Linked DNA regions of Homo sapiens: region 1 is linked to region 2. Evidence: chromatin contacts called from ENCODE Hi-C or POLR2A ChIA-PET data. All regions are on one chromosome and are shown on one strand. Each heading gives the region's core, a stretch centred on a gene start or an enhancer-like site at or near the end of the contact. The rest is flanking DNA. Distances are from core to core; before and after follow the strand shown. Region 1 holds the start of DYNC2I1 (dynein 2 intermediate chain 1). Region 2 holds the start of UBE3C (ubiquitin protein ligase E3C).

The links. A loop is a pair of places that touch in the nucleus more often than their neighbours do. ChIA-PET counts read pairs that join two places held with the same protein, here RNA polymerase II (POLR2A). Pooled maps may share reads with other maps.
Region 1: a map with no recorded cell type shows a loop between it and region 2 (18-fold over the local background). The contact joins the promoter of DYNC2I1 here to the promoter of UBE3C in region 2. A Hi-C loop is called at or near these places in 2 of 37 single-sample maps with no recorded cell type and 9 of 50 pooled maps. POLR2A ChIA-PET finds 5 or more read pairs at or near these places in 2 of 52 experiments (Caco-2 and GM12878).

Annotation. Positions count from the first base shown.
Region 1 is chr7:158,854,216-158,859,521 of GRCh38, forward strand. DYNC2I1 (dynein 2 intermediate chain 1) reads left to right here and starts at 2,343. Exons shown (of 25, transcript NM_018051.5): 1 at 2,343-2,535. The coding sequence starts at 2,521. It overlaps LOC124901796 (a long non-coding RNA gene), which reads right to left and starts at 2,307. Exons shown (of 2, transcript XR_007060627.1): 1 at 2,166-2,307; 2 at 923-1,181. RefSeq lists a silencer at 2,399-2,868 and an enhancer at 3,219-3,760.
Region 2 is chr7:157,137,676-157,143,127 of GRCh38, forward strand. UBE3C (ubiquitin protein ligase E3C) reads left to right here and starts at 1,251. Exons shown (of 23, transcript NM_014671.3): 1 at 1,251-1,663. The coding sequence starts at 1,598. RefSeq lists silencers at 743-1,092, 1,373-1,762, 1,813-1,882.

The DNA.
Region 1 (5,306 bases), core at 1,093-3,592, 1.7 Mb after region 2:
TTAGGTTTTACAATAGTGATATTATCCCTAGGAGTAATTGAGGAGGTTTAGAATCTTGTGGCCTTTAGCTGCATGACTCCTAAACCATAATTTCTAATCTCATGGCTAATTTGTTAGTCCTCCAAAGGCCATCTAGTCCCCAGCAAGAAGAGGGTTTGCATCATTCTCAGCAAACTATCACAAGAACAGAAAACCAAACACCGCATGTTCTCACTCATAAGTGGGAGTTGAACAATGAGAACACATGGACACAGGGAGAGGAACATCACACGTGGGGGTCTGTCGGGGGGGGCTGGGGGATAGCATTAGGAGAAATACCTAATGTAGATGACGGGTTGATGGGTGTCGCAAACCACCGTGGCATGTGTATACCTATGTAACAAACCTGCACGTTCTGCACATGTACCCCAGAACTTAAAGTATAATAATAATAAAAAAAGAGAAGGGGGTTTGTTTTGGGAAAGGGCTGTTATCTTTCTTTCAAAGTTAAACTATTCTACGACCAGGAATGGACAAGGACAGCTTGGAGGTTAGAAGCAAGATGGAGTCAGGTTAGATCTCTTTCACTGTCATAATTTTCTCAGTTCTAATTCTTGCAGAGGTAGTTTCAGACTTAAGTTGCAGATCTAAAGTTACAATTGGCGTGTCTTTGTTTAAGTGAGGACACACATCTTGAAAGGTCTCCAGGCTGGCAAAACATTTACACCTGGGAGACTGGTGGGGGCCAAGGTGCCCGGCCCTGCCTTCACGGGGGCCTGGCTGGCAGGAGCCTTGCAGCCTGCAAAGCAACAGCTGTGCATTTGGAAGAGGGTGTTGGGCGACTCGGCTTGCAACCACCCAAGGGGTTCACCTTGCCCGCTGCCTAGACAGAGCCTATCGAGATGGGGGAATTGCAATAGAGAAAGAGTAATTTACACAGAGCTGGCTGTGCAGGAGACTAGAGTTTTATTATTACTCAAATCCATCTCCTTGAGCATTGAAGCATTCAGGGATCAGAGTTTTCAAGGATAACTTGGGTGGGGGGAAGCCAGTGAGCCAGGAGTGCTGATTGGTCAGAGATGAAATCATAGGGAGTCAAAGCGGTCTTCTTGCCCTTATCAGTTCCTGGGTGAGGGGCCACAAGATCTGATGAGCCAGTTTATTGATCTGGGTGGTGCCAGCTGATCCATCAAGTGCAGGTTCTGCAAAATATCTCAAGCACTGATCTTAGGAGCAGTTTAGGGAGGGTCAGAATATTGTAGCCTCCAGCTGCATATTAGAAACTACTCCTAAAACGTAATTTCTAATCTTGTGGCTAACATCAGTCCTACAAAGGCAATCAAGTCCCCAGGCAAGAAGGCCTGCTTTGGGAAAGGGCTGTTACCGTCTGTGTTTAAATTATAAAATATAAACTAAGTTTCTCCCAAAGTTAGTTCAGCCTACTGCCAGGAAGGAACAAGCACAGCTTGGAGGTCAGAAGCAAGATGCTGTGGGTTAAGTTACACCTCTTTTACTGCCTCAGTCATAATTTTGAAAAGGCGGTTTCAGGCTTTCAGCCCTAACTTTCCCTTTGGCTGAAGGAGTTCGGAGGTCCTGAGAGTTTTTGATTTTCCCTTACGTGTTGTATAAAAACAGTCTCTCAACGTTGATTCCTGCCTACCTTACTGCTTGTTTTTATCAAAAGACGACATATGGGAATATAATTTGTTAAGTGCAAAGCCTTATTCAAATGTAAAGCTCTTTTCTTTTTTTTTTTTTTTTTTTTGAGACAGAGTCTCGCTCTGTCGCCCAGGTTGGAGTGCAGTGGCGTGATCTCCGCTCACTGCAAGCTCCGTCTCCCAGGTTCACGCCATCCTTCTGCCTCAGCCTCCCGAGTAGCTGGGACTACAGGCGCCTGCTACTGCGCCCAGCTATTTTTTTTTTTTGTATTTTTAGTAGAGACGGGGTTTCACCGTGTTAGCCAGGATGGTCTCGATCTCCTGACCTCATGATCCACCCGCCTCCGCCTCCCAAAGTGCTGGGATTACAGGGGTGAGCCACCGCGCTCGGCCTCAAACGTAAAGCTCTTTTCAATATCTGCTCTCCCTTTCTATCTTCCCCGACTGTCAGTCCGGTCCCGTGGGAACCCGGGGCGGGTTGGGGCGAGTCAAGAGCCCCTGCACCCCAAGTCAGGGTACTGCACCTACCCCTTGGGGAGACCAACGACCGCTCGGTCCTCTGCTGCTCCTGCCTGGCGGTTGCTAGGAGCCGGGGAAGCGCAGGCGCATTGGGAGGGGCCGCGGGCACGCCGAGCAGCGACCACTCGGCCTTCCCCTGCTCCTGCCTGCCAGGTGCTAAAAATGCCGGGGATGCGCAGGCGCACTGGGAGAGGCCGCAGGGCACGCTGGGCAGTGCTTCTGGGCCCTCTGCTGCTCCTGCTTGTCGGTTGCTAGGCGCTGGGACGCGCCTCCCGAAGGGTGCGGGGCACAGGTGGCCTCTTCGGGGTGGACCGCGCCTGGCCGGGGCCGAGGACACCGCGGCCGCCCGGGCCTGCGGGAAGCGATGGAGCCCGGGAAGGTCGGTGCGGCGCTGGGTCTGGGCGAGGGGTGGTCGAGCTTCGCGGACTCCTTCGGGCGCCGCTAGCAGCGCCGCCGCCGCCCTCCCTTTGCGCAGCGGTTCTCTCGGCCGGGCCGGGGCTTCCCGGAGGAGCCGCGGTGCCTCCGAGGCAGGAAGGGAAACGGAGGCGCGGCTGGCCGTCGGCGCGAGGGATGGCAGGACGCCGGGCTCCCGGCGGTCGGGAGAGGCGGTCTGTGCAGCCTCAGGCCTGGGGTCGCCGCCGCGGCCCGTCTCCTCGCGCCCGGCCTGGAGGCGGCCTCGGCCCCTGCTGCGGGGCCGGGGTGGCTGAGGAGACATATTTAAAAGTTTATTAAATTTTAGCTGACTTAAGTTTAAATATGACTTGTCACAGTTTAAGAGGTTGAGAGAGTGCAGCCTGGGTGCTTGAGTTTGAATTCAGGATTTTGTATTTACTTGTATGACCTTGGCAAACTCACTTAACATGTCTTGTTTCCTAATTCATTCAATGGGCACAATAATAATAGCAACATTATAGGGTGTTTAAGAAGGTTAAGTGAGATATTATGTGTAAAAGTGCATAGACCAGTGCCTGCTTTCATTAACACTCAATAAATGTTAGATATTACTGTATTATTCTTATCTATTGATTCCCCACTGAAAGATGAGGAATTTAATTTGCATACATTTTCTTCTACCTTCACTCCTATTATTTTTTCCCCATCACTTACCTTTATGTGTTGAATAATACTCCTTAATTTGTATTTTATGTTATATAAACCTTAGGTTTTTGTTTTTTTTTTTTTTTTGAGATGGAGTCTCACTCTGTCACCAGGCTGGAATGCAATGGCACGAACTTGGCTTACTGCAACCTCCGACTCCAGGGTTCAAGAGATTCTCCTGCCTCAGTCTCCCGAGTAGGTGGGATTACAGATGTCCGCCACCAAGCCCAGCTGATTTTTGTATTTTTAGTAGAGATGAGGTTTCACCGTGTTGGCCAGGATGGTCTTGATCTCCTGACTTCGTGAGCCACTGCACCCGGCCTTTTTTTTTTTTTTTTTTTAAAGATAATTCCCCTTGTCGCCCAGGCTGGAGTACAGTGGCACGATCTCTACTCACCGCAACCTCCAACTCCTGGGTTCCAGCGATTCTCCTGCCTCAGCCTCCCGAGTAGCTGGGATTACAGGCAGGTGCCACTATGCCTGGCTAATTTTTGTATTTTTAGTAGGGATGGGGTTTCTCCATGTTGGTCAGGCTGGTCTCGAACTCCTGACCTCCGGTGATCCGCCCGCCTTGGCCTCCCAAAGTGCTGGGATTACAGGCGTGAGCCACCGCGCTAGGCCAACCTTAGATAGTATTTTTTAACTTTCCCCTAGTTAAGATTAAGAAGCTACTGCCCTGCACTCCCCATTTCTCCCTAAACCCACTAATTTCCTGACCCTGTCATCTTCTATGCTATTCTCTTTACATTTCTTTAAGTTACTCTGTAACTTACATTGTCCGTGATTTGTTTATAGGTTGATTTTAAAAATGAAAACCAATAAACACTATAACATCATGGTTATATACGTTTTCATTGCAGAACCAAATAGTCAGATTGGACCAATAGATACAATGGAGTCCTGTATTCTAAGCTCACTCTACTCAGGGAACAATGTTTCTGGTGTCAGGGTCAAAGGGGTCATCTTTTGTTACATTCAGTTAATGTACCACAATGAAGTTTGCTTATCATTTGGACCATGTCTTTCATAAATGGCCCTATTTGCCCTGTTTTTTTAGTTTTGGCAAAAAAGAACATAAGCTGTTTTAAATTTTTAAACCTTATGATGTCTTCTAGCTTATTAGTGTCATATTACCTGTTTAATGAAATTCTCTTAAATTCTTCCCAGAGCTCACTGACTTTATGTTCTCATCAGGACAAATTGTTTTCTAGACATGCACAGAGCTATGATCTGGGAATTCTTTCTCATTGTGCTTCTGGGTTAGGCCTACTGTTTCTTGGATCAAGTGTCTCCCTCTTTTTTGAAATCTCCATGCTTTTTCCAGTGGAGTATCCCCTCCCCCCACTTTCCTCTCCCCTCCCCCCTCCCCTTTCCCCTCCCTTCCTCTCCCCTCCCCTTTCCCCTGCCCTCCCCTTTCCCCTCCCTTCTCCTCCTCTCCCCTCCCCTCTCCCCTCCCCCCTCCCCTTTCCTTTCCTCCCCTCCCCTCCCCTTTCCTCCCCTCCCCTTTCCTCCCCTCCCCCCCTTTCCTTTCCTCTCCTTTCCTTTCTTCAGAGTCTTGCTCTTTCACCCAAGTTGGAGTGCAGTGACACGCTCACAGCTCACTGCAGCCTAAACCTCCCAGGCTCAAGCAACGCTCTTGCCTTGGCTTCCCAAAGTGCTGGGACTACAGGTGCGAGCTACCATGCCTGGCCTGTCGCATACCTTTTTAGACAAGAGTATATGTGGGAAGAAAACTGTATGCCCTAAGAATATCCTTATTATACTGATAGATTGTTTAAGAGTTTGGCTTAGCATAGAATTCTAGGAGCAAAATAATTTCCCAGAACTTTGAAGATGGTTTACTTTTGTCTTCTAGCAGTGTGTTTGGCTGATGAGATATCTTTGTGAGTAACATTTTCTTTCTCTCCAGAAGATTTAGGATCTTTATCTGTGATGTTTTGAATATGGATGTAGTTTGTTATAGATCTTTTTTCATTCGTTATTTTTGACATTTGACTGTCCCTTGGGGTTTTATTCTGATACATATTTAATACATAAAATTCATTTTTTTTG
Region 2 (5,452 bases), core at 1-2,500:
TGCCTTAGCCTCCAGAGTAGCTTGGACTACAGGCGTGCACCACCACACCGGCCTAAGTTTTGTATTTTATTAGAGATGGGGTTTCACCATGTTGGCCAGGCTGGTCTCGAACTTTTCACTTCAGGTGATCCGCCCGCCTTGGCCTCCCAGAGTGCTGGGATTACCGGCGTGAGCGACCGTGCTCGGCCGCAGGACGACTGTAGATGATATCGTATTGTGTGTTGAAATTTTGCTAAGAGAGTAGATTTTATGTACTCTTACCACACACACACAAAGAGGGTAGTCATTTCACAATGTCTCTATGAAATCATCATGTTGCACACCTTGTATACAACCAAAAATCAATTTTTAGAAATTGGTTTCAATCGTGTATGATATATATGTATATGCACATGTATATGAGATATTATGTATACGTATGTGTGGATATAAGACACATGTTTATGTATAGGTGGTCCCCAACTTAAAATGGCTCAACTTACAATTTTTTGACTTTGTGATGGGTTTATTGTAGCATTAAATACATTTTCAACTTACAATATTTTCATCTTACGATGGGTTTATCAGGACAAAGCCCCATGGTAAGTCCAGGAGCAAATATTTTTGCATACACAGGTATGTGTACATGATACATATTTATATGTATTGATGCTGTATCTATAGATGCATATGTGTGCTATGTATGAGGCAAATCTGCGCATGTCTGTGTACATGGTAAATATTTACGTCCGTCTGTGCGTGTCATAGACATAGAACAGGTGGGATGTAAACAGACGGGCTGGGCCTAGCTGCTCCTTTCCCGCCTCACTCGAGTCTGGCACCAGATTGGCCGCTCCCAGCCCGCTCCGGGTGCCGGCCCCTGCACCCCACCCTGCACCCCGCACCCTGCCCTGCACCCCATCCCGGCCCGTGCCTCGCACTCCACCTTTCCCGCACCCTGCCCCGCACCCAACACCTCCCGCGCCCCTCGCCGCGCTCCCCCAGCACGCACCAGGCCCCGCCCACTCCGCCGCGTGCCCAGCCCGCGTCACCGCCGTCCTCCCCAGGCTCCAGCGCGCCTTGCGGGGCCGCGCACGCTAGCGGAACCGCCGGGAAGAGCGCCGTGCCGTCAATGGCGGAGGCGCGCACGTCTGCAGGGCCGCGCACGTCTGCAGGGCCGCGCACGTCTGCAGGGCCGCGCACGTCTGCAGGGCCGCGCACGTCTGCAGGGCCGCGCACGTCTGCAGGGCCGCGCACGTCTGCAGGGCCGCGCACGCACTGACGGCTGACCGCCATCTTCCCTCCCGAGGCGGCAGTTCCAGGTGCAAGCGCCGGGTTTGCTGCCCGCTGGGCGCCCCTGCAGCGGCCCGAGCTGTGGCCGGCGTGGATGAGGGGCAGGCGAGGCAGGGCCGCCCCTCCAGTATTGCCGCCCCTCCCGCCCCAGGGCAGGGCTGGGAGGGTACAGCCCGGGGGCGGGCTCGGGTCGCCTCCCGGCCGCCGCGTCCTCGCTGCCCCGGGCCGGGCGGGCGGGCGCCGAGAGCCTCCCAGCCCGCCCCGTGCCCCGCCCGCCCGGCTGCTTCCGCGGCGGCGCTGCCCGCACATGGGCTAGGCTGCCAGGATGTTCAGCTTCGAAGGCGACTTCAAGACGCGGCCCAAGGTGTCCCTTGGCGGCGCGAGCAGGAAGGTGAGGGCCGGGCTGGCGGGGCGCCCTCGGCTCGGGGCCTGCGCGGCCGGGGCTCGGGGCTGGGACTCGGGGCTGGACTCGGGGCTGGACTCGGGGCCGAGACTTGGGGCTGGATTCGGGGCCTCCCTGGCGGGGACTCGGGGCTTCCTCGCCGGATCTCGGGGCCGCTCCGGCCGGGACTCGGGGTTGGACTCGGAGCCGAGACTTGGGGCCAGGACTCTGGCTGGGGCTTAGGACTGGACTCGGGGCCTCCCTGGCTGGAACTCGAGGCCGCGCCCGTGGGGGCCTTGCCTGTCCACTGCGCTTCGGGACCCGGGCGCGCTGGCCGTGGCTCCCTTCCATGCAGGAGGCCGGTGAACCCTGGCACGCTTTGTGCCACCCAAGGTGAACTTACCCTTTCTGGGTGTTTCCTTTCAGAAATGCGCTTTCCATGCTCGCTCCCGCATGGCATCAGGGAGTGGCTGCTTTTCGAATGCCACCTGAAGGGCGTTTTCGGTTGTAGAAGGTGAACGGCACGCATTTGCTGATGTCGATAATCTCTAAAGTAGAGGCAGAACGTCTCATGAATAGCCACGTGTTTGAATCCAAGACGAGGGCAATTATTTGCCACCAGCCTCCTGGAAACTGTGGAGAGACTCCGGACTTACATCTGTTGTGATCGACATTAAGTTGTTCGCATGGTAATTGTTTAGGATAAGGGTAGGCAAACCATGACGCCTCTGTTCTAGTCTAGAATTTCTAGCTGTCTGTCCCTGAAGACGGGCATCAGTTGGTTCACTGGAACCGCTAAGTCGTTGAACACTGTGTGGTCTTGTTCCCGCCCCTCCCTTCCCACCCCTTCCCATCATTTCTGAAATGTTCTTTAAAATGCTTCACCTAGTTTTTCTTGTCTATCAGTATATTCTGTATATCACAACCACCAGGTAGGCACATAACGCAGAGTGGGTGCTGGCAGGCCAAGGAGGAACTGCTGTTATTAAGATTGTGCTGTGGGGCTGTGTTTGGTGGTTTCTGAGGTTAGAAGGGAACCTGGGTAAAGAGTTGGGAGAGAAGTGTGCTGATAATTTTTCAGCTTTGAGGTTCGTGTGATGGTGATTGCTTGGAAGTCACTTGTGCTCCAGAACTAAGTACTGTGCAGTTAAGGGTGGTCGTGGTAGCACTTAGGGTCTTCCACGTTAATGAAAATGTTTTATGAGATCAAAGGATTTCTACAGTTAGGAGAGACTTCAGAGAATCTCAGGGCCAAATCGCCTTGCTTACAAGTTCGGAAGGTGAGCTGCAGAACATTTGAAGGAGTGCCCATTCACACAGCAAGCTAGTGGCAGACCATCTGAGACTCCATGCCATTTACACAGCGCCGCGCGGCCTCTGTTGCAGGCAGGAACACCCCACGGGCCACGGATGTTGGTCCCTTTTCACCAAGGAGTGCATCTCTGCTCTGAGGGAGTGAGATTTCTTAACTGTTGATCAGAATCTCAAGGGAAGATAGCACGAGCTGTGTAAAAGAATCACCCCTTTAAAAACAAAACTCTTTTTATTGAGGTATAACTTAAGATACAGTCAGGTTCACAAACACTAAAGAGATCCTTGTGCAAGTGAAATTGAGGAGGAAGGGCGAGAGGGAAGCTGGGTAGGGAAGGAAAAGGCGTCTCAGCTGGAGGCTAGCGTTAACCCCATCTCACCAGGAGCATGCTACAATTGGCCCTAATTGCGGCAGAGGGGTTGGTGGCTGCAGGCTGCTGCCCCTCCGGGATGAGGGTGGGAGTGTGGCACTGCTAACCCTGAGCCGAGGGCCATTCTTCTGGGAGAGAGTGGCAGTAAAGAGCCCTTAGTAGGAACTGGCAGCAGCTGGGGCATGGGTGCCCTGGCCTGGTTAAGGAATCTGGGTGGGGAGCCAGCTGTATGTACAGCTTGAAGGATTTTTGCATATGGACACTCTCCTGTAGATGGAACACCACTCACATCAAAGGAAGACCATCCCCAGCATTCCAGAGGCTCCCCTGCACTCTCACCCATTCATTACAGTCATATGTGACTTAAAGAGGGGGACGCTGTCACTAGTCCAGTTGGTTGTTGTGGGACCGTCCTAGAGTGCACTTAACAGAAACCTATAGCCAGTGTTGCCCACTGCACACCTAGCTGCTTGGTACAGCCCGTTGCCCCTATGCTACACACCTGGACAGCGTGTTTCTGTGCTGAATACTGTAGGCAGCTCTTCATGCAATGGTGAGTGTCTGTGCATCCAAACGTAGATACAGTAAAAATACAAATTATAATCTTATGGGACCACGGTGTATATGTGGTCTGTTGTCGACAGACTGAGAGGTCATTATGCCATGTATGTCTGTAGCCCCACAAAGGTGACTGTCCTTCTGACCTCCATTACTGTAGATGAGCGTTACCTGTTGAACTTCAGGGGCATGGAGCCACTCACCACTTGTCGTTTGTGCCCGGCTGCTTTGGCTTGGCTTCTGTCTGAGAGGTGGACTCCATCCGCCTCGGTGCACGGCATTGCCCTTTGTGTGAACGCACCGTGGCTGATTCTGTTTTCTTACAGACCTTTGCTGTGTGTGCCTTTTGGTGCACATAATACTCTTGTGCTGGGTCCTAGATGATACGCATGTTCAGCTGTTGTGCACACCGCTGCCACAGTTTCCCCGTGTCGCACGCCCACAGCATCTGAAGGTATCCAGGTTTCCACATCCTTGCCAACACTTGATATTGCAAGTCCTTTAATTTTAGTGAGGATGTAGTTTCTTTGTGGTTTTAATTTTGTTTCCTGACAACTAATTATGTTGAGCACCTACATATGCTTGTTTTCCTGAATTCTCTTTGACTGCCGCATAAGTCCCTTCCCTTGTTGGAAAAATGAAGTTATAGTGACCCTTTTCTCATGTCTTAAATTATTATTTGAAATCTTCCCTTTCTGGAGCTTAGTGGAAAATGGAGTGGTTACCACCTTTGAATAAGCTTTTTCTTTTTTCAAATTAAATACTTTTAGTATTTATTATTTGTATAGATCTGTGTACGACAAGTCTGACTTGAAGAAGTTGATAATCTTGTTGGGCAGATAAGACTTAAGCAATTAAAAATTAAATAACAATAGAGTAATTGCTACATTCTAAATTTCCCTTGGTCCTGATTCAGAAAAAGTAGAATTGTTTGGAGCTTAGTCCTGAAGGATGGGTGTAATTAGGATGGGTGGAAGACGAGAAGGCATTCCAGGTTCGTGGAGCGGGGTGTGTGGAGTACATGTAGATTGGATTACATTGATTCAAAGTCACTTTGGGGAGCTAAACATTGATTACACATGGACATAAAGATGGGATGATAGACACCAGGGACTACTAGAGGGGGAAAGAGAGGGACGGGGACAAGGGCTGGGAAGCTACCTGTTGGTAACTGTGCTCACTCCCCGGGTAATGGGATCATTCACACCCCAAACCTCCGCGTCCTGCAGTATATTCTTGTAACAAACGTGCATAGGTACCCCCTAACTCTAAAATAAAAGTTGAATTTTTTTTTTTTTTTTGAGATGGAGTTTCGCTCACGCTGGAGCGCAGTGTTGCCCAGGCTGGAGTGCAATGGTGCGATCTCAGCTCACCACAAACCTCCACCTCCCGGGTTCAAGCGATTCTCCTGCCTCAGCTTCCCGGGTAGCTGGGATTACAGGCCTGCACCACCACGTCTGGCTAATTTTGTATTTTTAGTAGAGATGGGGTTTCTCCATGTCGGTCGGGCGGGTCTCGAACTCCCGACCTCAGGTGATCCGCCTGCCTCAGCCTCCCA